Regions from separate parts of the Homo sapiens genome. Here region 2 is linked to region 1. A link is an interaction called in ENCODE POLR2A ChIA-PET data of the cell type or tissue named here. Cell type or tissue: B cell. All regions are shown on one strand. Each heading gives the region's core, and the rest is flanking DNA. Links, peaks and the distances in the headings are about the cores only.

Region 1 (7,037 bases), core at 1,368-6,367:
GCATAGTATTTCATAGTGTATATGTACCACATTTTCTTTATCCATTCTATCATTGATGGGCATTTGGGTTGATTCCATGTCTTTGCTATTGTGAATAGTGCTGCAGTGAACATATGTGTGCATGTATCTTTACAACAGAATGATTTACATTCCTTTGGGTATATACCCAGCAATGGGATTGCTAGGTCAAGTGGTATTTCTGCCTCTAGATTTCTGAGGAATCGCCACACTATCTTCCACAATGGTTGAACTAATTTACATTCCCACCAATACTGTAAAAGCATTCCTTTTTCTCCACAACCTCACCAACATCTGTTGTTTCTGGACTTTTTAATAATCGCCATTCTGAGTGGTGTGAGATGGTATCTCATTGTGGTTTTGATTTGCGTTTCTCTAATGATCAGTGATGTTGAGCTTTCTTTCATATGTTTGTTGGCTGCATGAATGTCTTCTTTTGAGAAGTGTCTGTTCATGTCCTTTGCCCACTTTTTAATAACAGTTTTTTTCTTGTAAATTTGTTTAAGTTCCTTGTAGACTCTGTATATTAGACCTTTGTCAGATGGACATATTGCAAAAATTTTCTCCAATCCTGTAGGTTGTCTGTTCACTCTGATGAGTTTCTTTTGCTGTGCACAAGCTCTTTAGTTTAATTAGATCACATTTTTCAATTTTTACTTTTGTTGCAATTGCTTTTGGCATTTTCATCATAAAATCTTTGCCCATGCTGGTGTCCTGAATACTACTGCTTAGATTTTCTTCTAGGGTTTTTATAATTTTGGGTTTTACATTTATGTCTTTAATCCACCTTGAGTTAGTTTCTGTATAAAGTGTAAGGAAGGAATCCAGCTTCAATTTTCTGCATATGGCTAGCCAGTTCAACTCCTTGCAAAATAGAAAATTCTTTCCCCATTGTTCGTTTTTGTCAGGTTTGTAGATCAGATGGTTGTAAATGTGTGGTCTTATTTCTGAGTTCTCTATTCTGTTCCATTGGTCTGTATCTGTTTTTGTACAAGTATCACGCTGTTTTGGTTACTGTAGCCTTGTAGTATAGTTTGAAGTCAGGTAGCATGATGCCTCCAGCTTTGTTCTTTTTGCTTAGGATTGTCTTGGCTATTTGGGCTCCTTTTTGGTTCCATATGAATTTTAAAATAGTTTCTTATAATTCTGTGAAGAATGTAAATGGTGGTTTAATGGGAATAGCATTGAATCTATAAATTACTTTGGGCAGTATAGCCATTTCACAATATTGATTCTTCCTATCCATGAGCATGGAATGTATTTCCATTTGTTTGTGTCCTCTCTGATTTCACTGAGCAGTGGTTTGTAGCTCTCCTTGAAGAGGTCCTTCACTTCCCTTGTTAGCTATATTCCTAGGTATTTTATTCTTTTTGCAGTGATTGTGAATGGGAGTTCATTCATGATTTGGGTTTCGGCTTGCCTGTTGTTGGTGTATAGGAATGCTAGTGATTCTGCACATTGATTTTGTTTCCTGAGACTTGGCTAAAGTTGCTTATCAGCTTAAGAAGTTTTTGGGCTGAGACAATGGGATTTTCTAGATATAGGATCATGTCATCTGCAAGCAAGGATAATTTGACTTCCTCTCTCCCTATCTGAATACACTTCATTTCTTTCTCTTTCCTGATTGCCCTGGCCAGAACTTCCAATACTATGTTGAATAGGAGTGGTGAGAGAGGGCATCTTTGTCTCGTGCTAATTTTCAAGGGGAATGCTTCCAGCTTTTGTCCATTCAGTATGATATTGGCTCTGGGTTTGTCATATATGGCTCTTATTATTTTGAGGTATGTTCCTTCAATACCTAGATTATTGACAGTTTTTAACACGAAAGGATGTTGAATTTTATCAAAGGCCTTTTCTGTGTCTATTGAGATAATTACGTCGTTTTTGTCTTTAGTTCTGTTTATGTGATGAATTACATTTATTGATTTGCGTATGTTGAATCAACCTTGCATCCCGGGTATGAAGCCAACTTGATCATGGTGGATAAACTTTTTGATGTGCTAAGCAACCATTTTTTAATTTGAAGATTTATTTTATAGAAATTCATATCTTTTGGTAGCAAAGGAAATGTATTTCATCACCAGCAAACATTTGACTGCCCATTGTGGGTAGGGCACTGAAGTGCCATGAGATTATTACTAGAGACAATTAAACTCAATGTGCAACTTGTAATTTTCTTAGAAATAGAAATTGTCACTTACCATGTTACTAGGGTCTCTATCAGCTCGATCTAGTTCAAAAGAATTTATTTTATTGGCACTCATTTCATCAGTGTCAGCAATGACATAATGTCTAGGTGAGTAGGCATTGGACAAGCTCCCAAGCAGCCTCAGGATCTCAGTGGTATGCCCACCTGGAAAAAATATCAGAAGTCCTAAGATTAAGAAACCCACAATGGACATATCCATTTGACCATGTTATACCAATATCATGGTTTCAGGTTGGGGGTGGGGGGGCACTGTAATTGTATATTTCTCAGAAGACACAAGGAACATTTGAAAACAATAAATCTATGCCCTCGTATAAATACAACTTTTATATCAAAAGCAGATAATACATGTATAAAAATAAAATCAGCACTAGCAGTAGGTACTAAGGAAGGCACAAAACAGTATAAGACATAGCTCTTGCTATCAAGAAGACTGGTGAGAAAGGGGCAAGACACATATATGAAGACAAAGAAGATGCAAGACAGTAAGAAAAACTAAAATGTGAAGGGTAAGCAAATGGTTATGAAAAATCAATGCCTTAAAAATAAGGAAGAACCCCGGAAAAGGCTGAGATGACTTGAAAGGTGAAGATAATGGAGAGATAGGAGTAGGGAGGCCACTGGGTGGAGATGGGGATTGTTAGGGCATGAGATGACAAGATCTGAAACATGTGTTCAAAGAGTGATAGCAATACTGGGAAGAAGGGTACAGGTGAAATAAGGCACGAAAGCAGGATGGGAAAAGGGAAGCCAGTCACTGAAGGTTCTATGTAGAGAAGTAAGGTGAAGGGGGCATGAGCGCTGATCAGCAGGGCTTGGGCCTTCCTAAGAAACATCTTTTGTTCACCACTGTAACCCCAGCTCCTATGAGAGGTCTCAGCACACTGCAGGTCCTCAAATATTTATCAGCTTCACCAAATGAGTAATGTTCAGTTTCTGAAATAATATAATCTCCAAAATTTTAATACATTAATTTTGAAAGCATAAATTTAAAAATCAACTATGTTCATTGAGACAATGAAAACATTGTTTATGAAAACAACAATAGAATATCTACCTATCTATAAACGATTTAAGCACAACAGTCAAACTCCTTATCAAGGAGCCCTATCACACCCATTTCAGTCTCGTTTCACAAGCTCTCTGCCTCAGTCAGGTTGATGTCTTCAACATTCTCTGCATTCACCTTATTCGTTACTCACTCCTTGCCTCTGGTCATGCTGCTCCCCCTACCTACAAGGCTTCCTCCACCCCACCTCCCTTATTGTTGTAAGAAAGAGTATATAGTGATACAAGAACACAAACAAAGATAAATTAAACATGAGTTTTCCCCCAACACAAATTCCCTCCACCCCCTCACCTCCCCCCAGGTGGAGTTTCACGCTTGTTGCCCAGGCTGGAATACAATTGTGTGATCTCGGCTCATTGCAACCTCCACCTCCCAGGTTCAGGCGACTCTCCTGCCTCAGCCTCCCGAGTAGCTGCAATTACATGCGTGTGCCACCACGCCCGGCTAATTTTTGTATTTTTAGTAGAGACAGAGTTTCACCACATTAGTCAGACTGGTCTTGAACTCCTGACCTCAGGTGATCCACCCACTCGGCCTCCCAAAGTACTGGGATTACAGGCGTGAGCCACCATGCCAAGCCCACATTTTTTTTTAATAGTAGAAAGGAAAGGATTTCGTTCTAGATCCCAGAAGGAATTATATATAGAAACAAATTTGGCATAGATTTAGTGTGAATTTCAGGAATTAAAATCATACATTAGCTTTATAACCTGTCACCCATCTTCTTGACTGGGGCATATAATTTACACATCTGGTTTATACTCATTTTAGTATCTTTGGTTTAGCCTCGAAAAAAAACAAAAAAGTTAGGCCAGGTGCGGTGGCTCATGCCTGTAATCCCAGCTATTCAGGAGGCTGAGGCAGGAGAATCACCTGAGACTGCACTCCAGCCTGTGCAACAGAGCGAGACTCTGTCTCAAAAAAGAAAAAAAAAACAAGTGGTGGTACTCCAAGTAGGTATTTGTTTTCACAGCTGGAATAATTAAGGATAAAACCTAATATCCACAACATCTTCCACTACAATTAAAACTTCATTATACCTGCTTTAATAGTCTTTTATTTCCTTTTTTAAACTTTTTATTTTTATTTTTATTTTTTAAGGAAACCCTCATTGAATACTGTGAAAGTTGTCAGGATAAAAATAGAGTCACTTGTGACAAAATGGAGCTGGGAAAGGCCATGAAGGAAGGGTTCTTAATGCTCAATCGCCTGAAAACAAGAACTGTTACAAAAGACTATACCAAAACCACAACCTTGTACAAAGGCCACTGCAACCTTATGCAAAAAAAAACTTCTGCAAGGACATCTGCCCAGCAGTTGCCTGCCTAACCTTGGACTGATGCCACCCTTATTATTGATCCCTGTAAGCAAGGATAATTGTTTCAAAACAACTTATGTAACCCTCCCCATTTTAGCTTTAAAAATTGCTGTCTTCCCTTGCCTCTTTGAATGTGCCCATAGTTTACTCGGCATGTGTGTTCCACACTACAATGCTTACTCTTGAATACACTTATTATCTTTGGAGAATCTCTCTCTGTTATTTAGCTTGACAGTATATTCACTGAAAATTTAAACTTGTTACTGAATAAAGTCATTAAAATGATGGATTTTGTCTTCCATTTTACTCTTTTATTGATACATTTTTTTTGAGAATAAGAATCTCTAAGTTCTACCTTAAAATACATCCAGCATCCAATCATTTCTCACCATTTCTTTTGCTACTCCCCTGCTCCAGGCCACTATCACCTCTCATACGGATTATGAACAGTTTCTTGATCTGTTCCCTGACCCACTTCCCCTTCAGTCTATCGCAACATAACATCCCGTGTGACCCTATTCGAGTTGATCAAATTATTTACTTCTGCTCAAAATCCTCCAGTGGCTTCATGTCTCATGTGAAATAAAAGGCTTCTTATACTCTGACCTCAACTATGTTCCCTCTTGGAGCTCATCTCCTGTTCCTCCCCGCTTACTCAGTCTACTCTAATCACTCTAGCCTCCTTGCTGTTGGCTGTCATCTCCCCAAGAAGGCTTTCCCTGACAATCTTCATAAAAAAGCAATGCCCCTTCCCCAAATCGTAGTGTTTATCACTGCATAACTTACTATGTAGTCTATTTATTTGTTTTGCTTTTTATCTCCCTCTATCCATGCCTCACTAGAAGGCAAGCACCATACTATGAGGGCAGGGATTTGTGTTTGTTACTGCTGTACCTCCTATTCCTAGAAATAGCAGGCTGTCCTATTGAATGAAAGAATGAATGTTTGATATTAAATCTAACATTTGCCTAAGAAGGCTGTATTATGTTTCAAAGAAAAGTAGTTTTGGCAAATGTTCTCTGAACAGAAGTGATCTACTAATAATTTTTTATTTTTTTGAGATGGAGTCTTGCTCTGTTGCCCAGGCGTGATCTCGGCTCACGGCAACCTCTGCCTCCTGGGTTCAAGCGATTCTCCTGCCTCAGCCTCCTGAGTAGCTGGGATTACAGGCACCTGCGACCATGCCCAGCTAATTTTTTTGTATTTTTTAGTAGAGATGGGGTTTTGCCATGTTGGCCAGGCTGGTCTTGAACTCCTGACCTCAGGTGATCCACCTACCTCAGCCTCCCAAATTGCTGGGATTACAAGCGTGAGCCACAGTGCCTGGCCTACTAATAATATTTTATGATATCTAAAGAGTAAATGTCGCTTGGTCTTCAAGGTAAATATTGAAAATGCCTTCTGCCTCCTCCAAAATTTTGGGCATGAACTATTAAACTGCTTATTTGATTACAAGTCTTCCTTTAATTGGCATGGTTCTTTCAGGCCCTTGATACCTTCCTACCCTCAATAATCTGAATGAAGGCACCATTTGCCAGGTGAATTATCAACCTTAATTTTGGTTTCTAGTCCACCAAATGTAACACTATCAAGTGAATGGTTCTAACATCCATCCATTTGTTCAAGTCAGAAACCTGGAAATCACCCTTCAGTCCTTCCCTCCCACATCCTCTACTTTCAATCCACAGTTGTGGATTTAACTCCTAAAATCTTCCAATCTCATCTGAATGCGATTGCTTTTCTCCAGCCCCACACCTATCACTCCAGTCAGACTCCAGTCTCTCAACTCTGGCCATTCCAAGTGCTATCACCTTCTTTTCACATCCTTATCTGAAATATTCAAAAGGCTCCTATTTGTTTCTCTACTTCGGTCTTTGTCAAGACATTCTTTTGACAATGCAGGCTTGAAGTGGGTGACTCTCCACTGAAAAAGATAAGTCATGTGCGGTGGCACGTGCCTGTGGTACCAGCTACTCGGGAGGCTGTCTCAGAATCGCTTGATCCCAGGATTTAGAGGCAAGCCTGGGTACATAACAAGAGTCTGTCTTAAAAACAAAAACCAAAACAAAACTTCAAAAGCTCCTTTTGCCACCAAGACTAATAACAGTAACCATTTATTAAATGCTTATGTAAAAAGAAAAGAAAATGTCAAGACCTTCCAAATTTATTATGCCAAGGGGAAAAGCTAAGCCCTGGAAACTGACTCATGTAACATGGCTTTTTCTCTTTGGTGTATGTCTGTTGCTTCCTGACCTTTGTGTTGAGATGTTATACATTAACCAGATTCCCTAGTCTTTATTCAAACCTAGACTAAATGACATTGGAGATAGAGGCCTTTGTGATTGTTACCTCCTTATACCAGAATGTTAAACAAATCCCTTAGTGTGTAATCAATAGTAGTGTTGGGACTTAGAAAATAATAT
Region 2 (7,037 bases), core at 859-5,858, 270 kb before region 1:
CAAAGCTCTATACATATATCCTTTGGGTTTTTTTTTAATTAAATGAGGTTTCATGAATCAAAAATAACACGTACAAATTATGTAATAAAAACAATTCATAAGGCAGGCTTTCAAAGAAGGACTTAGAGTGATTATCTATTGTAAGTATCATTGTGCCAAACAGTTATTACTCACAGGGCTGAGGGTGGCTTGCATTCTCTCTAAAAATAGATCTTTCCATGAAAACACATAATATGTTCTTGTTGCTGTTCGAGGTAAAAACTACAAAAGAGGATATTTTTATCCTCTAGGCAGTTAACTTTCATTCCAAATAGAACCAACCAAATCATTTACAAAAGGAAAAAAAAAGGAACCCAGACATCTGGAAATTTGCTGTGTTTCTTTTCCTGCAGTTTACATTTCTGAAATTCCTTTCCTTATTACATAAAACCATACTCTCTAACCAGTAATATCCAATAATGAATGTCCCCAGTTTGTAGGCAGTGACAGTAAATTCAAGCATCAAAAACAAAAGAAAAATAAACAAAAAGAGAGAGACAGAGATCATTCAAAGAATAAACAGTCCACTCTAACACATCTTTTTCTGTCATTTCTCTCCCAGGCTCCACATTGAAAGGCAGTGCAGTGTTGCAAAAGAGCCTGATCTGTAATTAGAAAGGGCTGACTGCAAATATCTGTGTGAGAACACTGGCTCCATCCCTTACTACCGATGTGACCTTGAGCAAGATTCTTAACTAGCGGTTCCATTTGCTCATCTGTAAAGTGTGGATGATGGTATCTCTCTCGTGGCGTAGTAGGACTAAATTAGATACATGAATAAAGTGCTTAGCACCCTGCCTAGCACACGGCAGTTAGCAAGTAGGATCCTTGCTCTTAGACTTGAGCAGGATTTTGAGGAAGGAATGGCTGAAAACTGAGGGAAAAAAGAAAAGAAAGAAGTGAATGACATAAACAACTGAAGGAGGCAGTTCTGCCTGGTGGCCTGCCCAGATATTGGAACCCTTTGTCCGTATTGATGCATTTGATACTACATATTTGCATCTTGGTGGCCCCAAAATCACACACCAGTGATTTTTCCACCTAATATATTTGTAAGGTAGCTATTCGTAAGCTCCCATTTTTTTAGAGGCCAAGCTGAAATACTAAATGTTGAAGGCCCCAAAGGCAAAGCCAGGCAGGAAAGCCACTGCTTACTGTCATCATTCTGCTGCTTCATCCATCAGCACCAACAGTAGGTCTAATTGTTATTTTCTATTTTTTTTTTTTTTTGAGACGGAGCCTCACTCTGCCTCCTAGGCTAGAGTGCAGTGGCGTGATCTCAGCTCACTGCAACCTCTGCCTCCTGGGTTCAAGAGATTCTCCTGTCTCAGCCTCTCGAGTAGCTGGGATTACAGGTACGCACCACTACACCCGGCTAATTTTTTTGTATTTTTAGTAGAGAAGGGGTTTCACCATTTTGGCCAGGCTGGTCTCGAACTCCTGACCTCAGGTAATCTGCCTGCCTTGGCCTCCCAAAGTGTTGGGATTACAGGCGTGAGCCACCACACCCAGCCCATTTTCTTTTTTTTTTTTAATCTCTAATACGTAAATTTAGGTGAAAATTTAAAATATTCATGATAATACTCTAAATAGGTTAAAAAAATGTCCACATCACAAGAACTAGCAGGTGACATGCACAAATGAAAACACAATTTTATTTTGGGATAAAAATTATGCATCACATTTGTGCTGGATTTCAATAATTCAAAATTTTTAGAATAAAAGCCCTACTCCCCATGTGTAGATCTTAGCAGTCAATATTATTCTTTTCTATCTCTTTTTCTAAGCAGTAACATCTAAAATTACTGAACGACAGGCAAACACTTTAGCAGACCTACCTACCTACCAGGTTCCCTCCCATCCAGTCCTATGATGCATGGATGACCCTAAGAGACAATTTCCTAGTGACTGTGGCCCATTTCTAGCACAATTACTTACCAGGAATGAAAAGAAACCCAAGAAGAAAGCCAGCAAGCCATTGAGAACAAATTGCAAAATACATGGTTTTTAAACCTTAAAGACAGGTTACTGGGATCAATAATCCGCAAGTTTGAGAACCACCATCCTGAATGCTTGAGATATCTTAGAAGCACTGCAGTCCTGAATTAGCAGAAAGTCCAGAACTGGAGGGGGTTTCTCATAGAACTTCCTGAAGGATGCTAATTATCAACCTAAAACCCAAGAGATGGCACTTTCTCCTTAATCCCAACCCCATAAAAAGCAGCCTGGGAGCCATTATGCAGCCATTATCTTTCCCAAAACACACAGAAGAGAAGGGGAGAGAAGAAGAAAGGGAAAATGAATGAAATCAGTGGAGGTGAAGGGAAAGGGCCGGACGGGAGTTTTGCCATCCTGAGTCTAAAAAGCTGAATGAAGGAAAGACACATTATGTTCAGGCAAGGGGGGTTGTGTGCCTGCAATTCCACACCAGCCTGATGCCTCTCAGGCAATGTACTATGGGGTGCCCACGGCTGGGATAATCCATCCCTTCCCTTTGAGAAAGGCAACAACCTTCCCATTTCCAGGCAAGACTCACAACCTCATACTCACTAGGAGTGTAACTGAGATTTCCCAACATTGCATTTCTATTCCTGCGGGAAACACTCAGTGCCTTTGTGATCAGTTTTCAGATGGCAAATAGGATATTTTTCTCTTTCTTAAATTGGCATGGTTTTAGGCCCAGCACAGTCAGATAATAAAGACTTGGCTTTTAGCCAATTTTATTTGACAAGAAACTTGAGAATTTCCAAAAGCGTAATATGGGCATTGATTCACAGTGTCTTTAAAAACTGTATACCAAAACACACGTGCACATCTAGCGTGCAAATGCCTTGTAAGCGTCATGTTTTTCTACCCGTCTTGGTCTGCTGCCCTGCTTCCTGTCATCGTGAACAGGATGTGACCCAACAGGATGTAGTGCTCCCTTGTTTTCTGTTTTCCAGCTCTAAATAACGATGTCTGGGTTGGATGACTTGATCATTGACCTCTAGTGACCATGGACAACCAGAGGAAAATCCACACTCCCATAATCTGAGACTCAAAGCCTGGAAGGTGGCTGGACTTTCTATTCTTTCTCTAGGTTGCTGGTAGTCTTCTCTTTCTAAGTAGGTAAACTTGGGTGAACAGCAGGTAAAAGCCGAACAGCTGATCCATCATCTGACTGGATCCGTAACTGTTCTTCTGCATCTCTGCAGAGCTGTGCTGCTCTAGTGGGGAGCACTTTGGACACCGCAGGAGAATATGACAGGGACCATGGGCTGACTCACAGCCCACCCACCACCCCACCACTCTCCAGCCCCCTTGCCGGGCACTCCACTTGACCATCTGAGATCTCGGGCACTTGCCTACCTGGATGTGTGGAGAGGGTCTGATCCTGACCATCACAGCTGGCTCCTTCTAAAGGGCTGTCGTTTATTTAGTGCCTATCAAGGGCCTGGCCCTGTGCTGGGACTTCACAGACCCAACAGTATATTATTACTCCATTTTATAGATGAAATAGAAAGGTTAGATAACTTGCTCAAGGTTAAAGCTTTTTCTACTCTGGCACTCTTCTAAAGGAGCAGTAATAGAGAAACCTGGAGACATGGGAATTGCCAGTATGACCAATAGCACACCAAGGACAAACACTGTAGAAAGACCAGAATGGTCACCTTTGACTCAACCCCAGCTCCTCTTAGTCACCTGCCGTGCATCAATTTGTCCAGCCCTTTGGGAAGTCATTTAAATCTCTCACCTCTTCCAGTCATTCAGATAACATCTGCTATAGACTCACTACTCCGCTGTCTTTATGTCCCCACTGCAGTCCTGTGTACCAGAGGCTGGTCCTCTAAGAACCACCTGTGAGTGTCTGTTCTATCCTGCAGTCCTCTCCATGCACAACAGAGAAACAAAAAAACAGGAAGAGGGCCCGAGCGCCGTGGCTCATGCCTATAATCCCAGCACTTTGTGAGGCCGAGATAGGAGAACCACTTGAGGCCAGGGTCTTTACAAAAAAAAAAAAAAAAATAGCTAGGTGTGGTGGCATGCACTTGTAGGTCTAGGAGGCTGAGGCAGGAGGATCACTGAACCCCAGGAGTTTGAGGCTGCAGTGAGCTATAATTCTGCCACTTTACTCCAGCCTGGCCAACAGAGCAAGATTCTGTATGAAAAGAAAAGAAAGAAAATGGGGAGAGGGAGGGAGCGCTGTCCCAGGCTGGCGTTCTCCAGCTTTCAGAGCTGAAATCCCAGTGGTCAGGGCTCAGGCCAGCAGACTACTGCCTCACCCCCATCCGCATTACTGCAGGCTGGCTTGGGCCACCAAATGGTACATTTCCAGTATCCACAATGTAAAGAAACCTCTGTCTTATTGCAAAGCATATTATTGTCCACTGGGCCATAAACAGAGGAAGGAAGATGGGTTTGGGAAAAGGCAGGAGGGAGTTAAGAACTCTATTGGCAAGACACATTAAATTTGGGGTTTCAGAGGACCATCTAGGTAGAATTTCCAGTAGGCAACTGGAACTCTCTATCTGATGGAACTCTGAAATACTAAATAGTACCTTGGTTCTCCCACAGTATAATTATATTCATGAGAATCGAAACTATCTCCCATAATGTGAATCTCTTCACCATAATTTACCACTGAATAAGACCCAAATATGCACTGGATTTTAAAAACTGTGATTTATGCAGCTAACAGTTCATAAGTCAAAATTAGAATCCTTCCCTAACTCCATACTTAACCCTGAATTAACCTTCAGATGACTATGATGTTTTTAAAATATGTGGTGTTTAAAGGGCAAAAACAGAGTCTATTTGAACAGTTAAAAGAATTTTAGTAATCTATGGCATGTGTTCTCAGCCTTAGCCACAAATTTTGATACCTGAGCCAAATAATCTAGAGATTATTTGGTCCAGAAATTAATTAAAGGATTCTTTTTAAAAATTCTAATTGCACTAAAGGTTGAGAAACAATGAACTCTAGTTTACTCTCTCCAAAAATATAATTTTCCAAAATACTCAGCCTCTCTAGTGATTAAAGAATAGGATAATAACTCGTCATCATCTCATATTGTCAAATAGGCAAATACTAAAAAGAATCCTACTATCCAAGCATTAACAGAGTGTGTTTTCAAACCATGAGTTACTACCCATTCATGGATCATGAACTTAACCCCACCGTATCTGGTATTTTAAAAAATGTTTTTGAAAAGAAAAGGAAGAGGAGAAAAGAGAGAAAATTTATTGCGCCTAGTCAGGAAAATATGAAAATTTATTTCAGTTATACTTGTGTGTGTGTGTGTGTGTGTGTGTGTGTGTGTAAGTGGGTCACTATACAAAATGTATGTCTTCCAGTGAGTCAAAAGATTTGAAAAACACTCTAGAATGTTGAGAAAAGCACACTCCCCTGGGCTGCTAGTGGCAATGTAATTGGCACAATTTTTCCCAAGGGCCCTTTGGCAGCAGCCTTGAAAAGCTTCACTTTGATCTGGGTGTTTACTCTTCTGAGAAATTATTCTTTTGAAATAACCTCTCAAATGCACATTTGCATGTAAAGATGTACACGTCACTGCTGTTTTTCACAGTGAAAACTTCAAAATATCCAACCGTATGAATTACAGTTAAATACATTATCCATGAAGCAAAATACAACGCAGACATTAAGAATAATGAAATGGATTGATATCTATTGATTTGGAATGATGTTCAGATACATCAAAAGAAAAAGCAGGTTACAGTACAAAACATTAGGCACAGCATAATCTCATTTTGGGAAATGTGTACTGTATTTATAATAAATCTAAGCCATAGAAAAGAGAAGTTAGGAGTACAGGCAAAGCATGACCTTCCGGGTTCCCACATCCTAGCTCTGCAACTTCCCGGCTCTGCAACTTCCCAGTTACACCATCTTGGTCAAAAAACTGAACTTCACAAGATAATCCTTGTACCTACCTCAGAAGATTGTTGTGAGAATGAGCTGAGTTTATACAGGTAAAATTCTCCAAGCAGTGTCAAGCATTTGGTAAGCACAAAAGAAATATTAGTTCTATCTATACCAGAGAGAGAATGAGAGATTTCACATCAGAAAATCTTAACAGTGGCCATTCTCTGGGTGCTGGGATTACGAGCAAATTTCATTTCCTTCTTTATACATTTTGTATATTTAAATTTTATAATCAGAAAAAGACAAGACAGCATAAAAATTAAAAGTATATAATTTTCTCTTAGGGTTCTAAAGTGTCTTTATTTTGATAACTTTAGGTTAAAAAAACAATACTTAGAATGAGAGTAACAACATGTTCTCCTTGGATTGTGCTTACTTCTTTCAAGAAATTCGGTTTGAGGGTCTTTTGCCCAATCAGGCAATGAACTCTGCTCTGAAATTTCATTTCCCTGATTGTGGAATTCTTTCTGTGACTTCAGAGGCTGGTACAAAGATTTTGCTTTCCAATCTCCTTCCGTAAAAGGTTTTCTGCTTTCTCTCACTCTATCAGTCTAGAGTCTACTAGCAGAAATCTGTATTAAATTGTCCCATTATACAGGCCTGAAAGCGACTCTCTGTCTCAGTATCATACCTTAGACGATTCCATTTCTCATGAAATGATGATGACATCATGTCCAAAGAACACTTCAAACTGAGTTGTCCTTTGTGTTTATCCATGAGTTAAAAACAGGGACCTTAAATGGCCTTGTGTGTGGGTGGGGAGACTCATTATTAAAGAAAATGGGGAATTACAGAAATGCACGGAAAAAAAGGATTTAGAAATCATCTATTGTTTCTCAAAGTCCATTATTAACACACTAGCATATTTCCTTTCAGTCTTTTTCTTTGTAATCTTAGATTGCTTTAGACAATTTATAGACACAATTAATCACTTTTTTTACTTGATATTATATGAAAAGTGTGTACCATGCTATCATATAATTTTCAAAAATATTTTAATAACTGTGTAAAGTGTTCTTGAGTGAATAATTTAATTATTTCTTTTTTAAGGAACATTCTGATTGTTTTAGCTATT

What was found. Peaks named below come from ENCODE experiments on the same cell type or tissue, not always from the same donor. Only the 100,000 strongest peaks of a DNase experiment are listed, where the experiment ranks them.
Region 2: POLR2A ChIA-PET joins it to region 1 with 5 read pairs; 2 of 35 experiments call an interaction of 5 or more read pairs at or near these places.

Annotation. Positions count from the first base shown.
Region 1 is chr1:95,062,647-95,069,683 of GRCh38, forward strand. ALG14 (ALG14 UDP-N-acetylglucosaminyltransferase subunit) reads right to left here. Exons shown (of 4, transcript NM_144988.4): 2 at 2,220-2,371. It overlaps ALG14-AS1 (ALG14 antisense RNA 1), which reads left to right. Exons shown (of 2, transcript NR_132786.1): 2 at 4,398-4,899. Among named protein-coding and RNA genes, the nearest start is that of ALG14-AS1, 4.6 kb to the left of the region's middle. In B cell, for the core only: no CTCF peak of the experiment used is centred there; no DNase peak of the experiment used is centred there.
Region 2 is chr1:94,792,772-94,799,808 of GRCh38, forward strand. All of the region lies in intron 1 of SLC44A3-AS1 (SLC44A3 antisense RNA 1), which reads right to left. Among named protein-coding and RNA genes, the nearest start is that of SLC44A3-AS1, 24 kb to the right of the region's middle. In B cell, for the core only: no CTCF peak of the experiment used is centred there; a DNase peak (open chromatin) is centred at 2,900; H3K4me3 peaks cover 903 bases.